2 separate regions of the Homo sapiens genome follow, and region 2 is linked to region 1. Evidence: read pairs that join two places in POLR2A ChIA-PET (ENCODE). Cell type or tissue: endothelial cell of umbilical vein. All regions are shown on one strand. Links, peaks and the distances in the headings refer to the core of each region. The heading gives the core; the rest is flanking DNA.

Evidence for each region. Peaks named below come from ENCODE experiments on the same cell type or tissue, not always from the same donor. Only the 100,000 strongest peaks of a DNase experiment are listed, where the experiment ranks them.
Region 2: POLR2A ChIA-PET joins it to region 1 with 10 read pairs; 15 of 35 experiments call an interaction of 5 or more read pairs at or near these places.

The regions. Positions count from the first base shown.
Region 1 is chr11:124,933,223-124,936,130 of GRCh38, forward strand. It overlaps HEPACAM (hepatic and glial cell adhesion molecule), which reads right to left and starts at 2,825. Exons shown (of 7, transcript NM_152722.5): 1 at 2,700-2,825. The coding sequence starts at 2,784. All of the region lies in intron 1 of LOC107984406 (a long non-coding RNA gene), which reads left to right. In endothelial cell of umbilical vein, for the core only: no CTCF peak of the experiment used is centred there; no DNase peak of the experiment used is centred there.
Region 2 is chr11:124,880,863-124,883,770 of GRCh38, forward strand. It overlaps ROBO3 (roundabout guidance receptor 3), which reads left to right. Exons shown (of 28, transcript NM_022370.4): 28 at 377-609. The coding sequence ends at 388. ROBO4 (roundabout guidance receptor 4) reads right to left here. Exons shown (of 18, transcript NM_019055.6): 18 at 2,829-2,908. Among named protein-coding and RNA genes, the nearest start is that of ROBO4, 16 kb to the right of the region's middle. RefSeq lists a silencer at 1,911-2,205. In endothelial cell of umbilical vein, for the core only: no CTCF peak of the experiment used is centred there; a DNase peak (open chromatin) is centred at 1,679; H3K27ac peaks cover 1,296 bases.

The sequences.
Region 1 (2,908 bases), core at 275-2,774:
GTGCAGTGACGTGATCATGGCTCACTGCAGCCTTGACCTCCCTGGTTCAAGCAATCCTCCCACCTCAGCCTCCTGAGTAGCTGGAATTACAAGCGTGCACCACTAGGTCTGGCTAATTTTTTCATTTTTGTAGAGATGGGGTTTCGCCATGTTCCTCAGGCTGGTCTCGAACTCCTGGGCTCAAGCAATCCAACTGCCTAGGCCTCCCAAAGTTCTGAGATTACAAGCATGAGCCACCGCTCCCGGCCACATTTAGAATGTTTTGGTGTATTTACTAAGTTACATTTTTCCACATAGAATATCCTTGATCACCTTTTGTTTTGTCCCAGTCTTACTGACCGACGTGATCTTTCTATAATTTTTTTCCTTACCATTTGATGACCGGAAAGAGTTTAGGGCCATCTCTGCTTTGTATATTTGTGTCGTTCCTATTCTCAACTCACTGTCTCCATACCTTCAGCTCTCATTATTTCTTCAGCTCATTGTCATTTCACCAAAGCCAACAGTAACCTCTTAATTGCCTTATCCAATGGGCTCTTTTGGGTCTTTGTCACATTGGATCTCTTTGACAACTTCAATGGTATTGATCTACTCCTGAAAACTCTCAACTCCCTTGATTTTCTGGACAGCACCACAGGCTTCTAGTCCTTCTGTCTCTCTGGCTGTTCTCTCTTTGTCTCCTTAATGGGCATTTCTTCCTCTGCTTCCTCTACAAATCTTGAGGTTACATGATGTTTCATTTTCATCCCACGTTTTTCCCTTCCTAAGTAATATTATCTATTCTTATTGTTTTAACTCTCACCTATGGGCTAACGGCTGCCAAATACCTCTCTCCAACCCTGACCTCTCTGCCACCCAACTCCAGGCTATGTGACATCTTCACACGGAAGCCTCATAAGTATTTCAATCTAAACATGTATGATACTCATTTTTTTTGTTTAAGGTTTCACACAGCAATCCTCCTTCCCTTCCTAAATCCTCCTACTTCCTACAGGTCACTAGCTCCTGACTTTACCTCTAAAATATTTTCTCAACATGCCTCATTCCTTCTATCTTTATTATAATTTCAGTCCATGTTATTTCTCCTATTTCTCTCTTGATCTATTGCAATAGCTTTTTGACCTGTGTTCCCCTCAAATTCATACGTTGGAGTCCTAACCCCCAAGTACCTCAGAATGTGAACTTATTTGGCAATGGGGTCACTGCAGATCTAATAAGAAGGGATCATACTGGAGTAGGATGGACCTAATCTAGTATGTGTCCTTATAAAAAGGGGAAATGTGGACATAGACATGCAAACACGGGGAATGCCATACCAAGACTGGAGTGATGCTGCCACAAGTCAAGGAATTACCAGAAGCTAGGAGAGAACCCTAAGGCAGAGCCCTCCCTAGAAGCTTCAGAGAGAGCATGGCCCTGCTGACACCTCGATCTCCCACTTCTGGCTTCCACGACTTTGAGATAATGCATTTCTGTTGTTTAAGCCACTCAGTTTGTGGTATTTTGTTATAGGAGCCCTAGAAAATGAATACAAACTTCCTTTCTTATTTTATTTGCCTCCAGTTTCCCCTCGAATGACCCCCTGCAGACTGAGTAAGCTATCTGAAAGGTACATGTAACCCTGACAGTCCCCAAATTAAAAACCGCTCATTCCCTCACCTCTCAATCCCCAGATTACGAGTCTGGTTTACAAAGCTCTTGCCTCACTCAATTCATGCTTTTCTCTCCAGCAGTGATGAACTGCTGGGCTCTGACTAAACACTTGATGTTATTTCAAGCTGTTGACCTTTGCTCATTTCCCAACCCTAACACCCACTTATACTCCTACCTTTTTTCCCCATCTTTTAAAATTCAGTGCACACATTCCTTCTACCAGAAAACCTCCCCCTGATATTCCCACACCCTGTGTCCTACCCTACCAACACCCCCTCCACCAGCACCAGCTTCCTGGATGGGGTAGGTGACCTTTCTCTGATTGCTATGCATTCTCTGCATAATTGACTTATGATAGTTCCTGCAGTTTAGTAAAATGATCTCCACATCTGTTTGCCTCACTAAGTTGTGAATTCCTAGGTGCTCTGTAATTGTGTGTGTGTGTGTGTGTGTATATGTGTATGTACTCATAAATAGGTATATTTAAATAAGATCACTTCTCAAAGGATTGGTAGGGGGCGGTAGAGGAGGTAAGCAGCTATGGAGTGGAGTGAATTATGGATAGGTGGGTATGACTATCCCACATTAGGAGGCTCATTATCTCCAAAGCTTCTTTCATCTGCCTTACTCTTTTACACACAGAGAAGCCAGAGTCGGGGGCTGGGGAGGTATAAAAAGAAAATTTCCCCTACCCCTACCCATCAAGCCCCACCACAATCCCTTGGAAAGAATGCCAGACTGGCCCACGCCAACAAGTCATCCCATACGAAATGGCCCAGTGCCCGCCATCTAATGTACTGAATGCCGTGGGAGCTCCAAAGTCATGCAGCCTTTTGGGGGAAGGGGGTAGGGGCCGCGCGGGAGGCACACAAAATAAAGAAATACGTTCAACGCTAATGCCTGAATTCCCTGACATGTTTCCCACGGCAGCTGAACTCTCCCCCACTCCTGCCCCAAAGGCATTCAGGCCCTCCACTCTCCCCTCCGTCTGCTGTAAAAGCCCCGGGTCCTTTCTTCAGACCCTTTCTTACCCTCTGGCCTCCTACCTGTCTGGATCAGAAGAAGGTAGACAAAAGGAGCAAGGCGCAGGGCCCTGGAGGCTCTGGACAGGGCTCCCCTTTCTCTCTTCATTTTGGGTGGCGTTCTCCAGCTCTAGTGCAGACAATTAGCATGATTTCTCCACTCTGGGCACGTCCCCTTTGTACCACTCGGAGTTTCTCTGCCCGAACACAACCCTGCCAACTTCCCTCTGAAT
Region 2 (2,908 bases), core at 192-2,691, 52 kb before region 1:
GGGCAATATGGTAAAATCCCATCTCTACAAAAAATACAAAATTAGCTGGGCGTGGTGGTATGCTCCTGTAGTCCCAGCTACTCAGGGGGCTTGAGGTGGGAGGATAGCTTGAGCCTGGGAGGTCAAGGCTGCAGTGAGCCATGATCACACCACTGCTCTCCAGTCTGGGCGACAGAGTGAGACTCTGTCTCAAACAAACAAACAGACAAACAAAACAAAAGAAATGACAAGGGGTGAGGACAAGATGACACATAATAGAGGAGCCTGGGCTCACCGTAGGAGAACTGGGTTAGGAGAGAGAAAGCCTGAGCCCTTCCTGGACTTGTTTGCCCTGGGCCAGGGTTTTACAAAACAGCATCTCTCTCTCTCTCCCTAGGAACCAAGATGACCCTTGTTGGGGCATTGAGAATATCATGAGTGCCACGGGGAAGGGGAGTAGGGATGTCTTTTCCCCCCCAGCAGTGATGAGTGGGGCTAGCTGAAGCCCATTGGTTTCCACGATTTCAATTGGCTGAGAAGGCAGAGAGCTAGCTCCTCCCTTTCTTTCTTTTTCCACCTGAGACTTGTTTATAAAAAACAAAACAATAAAAAGAGTCTGATCAGAGCCCAGGGCCCTGTCTGTCTGGTTCTGTGCAGCAGGTTGGGAAGAAGGGGACTGCAGGGTCCTGTATATCAACGCACACTGGTAGCTTCTGCTTCCCCTTCCACTCCGTCAAAAGCACTAAGTTAGGCCAGGCACAATGGCTCACACTCATAATCCCAGTGCTTTAGGAGGCTGAGGCAGGAGGATCATTTGAGCCCAGGAGTTTGAGACCAGCCTGGCCAACCTAGAAAGAACTTGTGTCTACACACACACACACACACACACACACACACACACACACACACACACACAAATAAATAAATAAATAAATAAATAAATTAGCCAGGTATGGTTGTGTGCACCTGTCATCCTATCTACTTGAGAAGCTGAGGCAGTAGTATTGCCTGAACCCAGGTGTTGGAGGTTATAGTGAGCTATGATTGTGCCACTGGACTTCATCCTGGGTGACAGAGTGAGACCCTATCTCAAAAACAAACAAACAAACAAAAAACTGAAAAAACACTAGGTGGGGACTGTACCGTCCTGCTTCTTAAAGGAGTAAGAAGCTCACTGTTCCCGAGTTACAACCATAGAGACTTTCCAAATGCCCAGTAATAAGACACATGTTCCACCTTTGGAAGGTCAAGCCAGGCCCTTCTTTAGTGCCCTCCTCTGGGGTCTGTCTACTTTCCCACAAGAAAATACACCCCTCACAAAAAATTATTTTGAAAAACTCAAAGAAAGGAGGAGCTTATGGGAGAAACCCCAGGCAAGAAGGAAGAGCATGCTTTTTCAAACCATCTGACTCCGTCACAGAGGGTATGTACAAATGGGCAGCTCTTGGTGGGCCCAGATGTGATTGGGTTGATGGGCACAGAACTGTTAAGACTTTTTTGTGGTGAATGCCGTGGTCCTCGTCACCTCCTGCCCTGCATCCCGTGTGCTCACTGGTGACCTGAGGTTTTGTTCCTTCTCGCTTGCTCCACCCTTGACTCAGTGACTTCCCTGGACTCTCTGGGATTGGCAGCTGCCCTCCAGTCCCAGGCCCTGACCTCGTCTGCCCCTTTGACCTGTGAGTGTACAAATCTCTCTTTCCCTTTCAGTCTGGCAAACAGGGTTGGGATGTTTTCAAAAGGAATTTTACCAGGAAGCTAAAAAGAAACCAAAACAACCTCCTCCCCGCAACTGCCACAAAATCCAGATAAGGAAAAGCAAATACAGAGGAACAGATGTGTATGTGGAATACTGATTCTTCCTCCTGAGATCACAAAAATCTGGCCCAGACTGTCCTGATTAATGTGGTTCAGGAAGCCCCCAGTCCCCATGGTCCTGCCTCATTCAGCCTCTCAACTCCCAGTGGCCTCCAAGTAGAGCTGCTGGGTTTGAGGGATGAGCACCCCCTTTTAGGCTCTGCTTCCTGTGGCCCTGTCATGCTCTGTAGCATCCCCTCCACCAACTTGTGGATTCTGCCCCCGACCTTTCCCGCCAAGGGAGGAAGACGCAGGCCTGCCTACCCTCCAGTGCCTCCTGTGGCTCAGGCCCTGGAAGTCCTGCTTCGAGGTTCATCTCTCTGTTCTGTTTTTTTCTTTGAAGGGTGTTCCTAAGCCAACCGTGACAGGTGGTTCTACCTTTTCTGGAGTTCAGCTGCTTTGTCTATTTTAAGAAACCATCTGGGACTGCTGAAAGCAGTTTTCTCCTCAGGATGGGTGAAATCAAGGGGTTAATTTGATCAAGTCTGCCTGCCCTGCTTGCTTTTTGTTTTTTCCCTTTTTCCATGGAGCACAAAGCTTCTTTGGTAGCTGAAGGCCTCGCTGCTGAATGTGGAAACAACCTTCACTGGCTACTTTATAGGTAACATTCATAGGTCACTATGAGAATGGGCGCTACAGTCATTTTTCAGGAACTTGGGACAGCTCTTGTCCAGCTCAAACCAATCGAGACCACCGACTTTTCTACTGGGCCTCTGCAAGTGCTCGAGGGGTGGCCTTTTGACATCGGAGGGCCAAAAACTCCACCCTCAGATCATAACACAACCATTTTCTTTTCTTTTTTTTTTTTCTTTTTTTTTTTTTGAGACCGAGTCTCTCTCTCTCACCCAGGCTGGAGTGCAGTGGGCGATCTCGGCTCACTGCAAGCTCCGCCTCCCGGGTTCACACCATTCTCCTGCCTCAGCTTCCTGAGTAGCTGGGACTACAGGCTCCCGCCACCACGCCTGGCTAATTTTTTGTATTTTTTTTTTTTTTTTAGTAGAGACGGGGTTTCACCATGTTAGCCAGGATGGTCTCGATCTCCTGACCTCATGATCTGCCTACCTCCGCCTCCCAA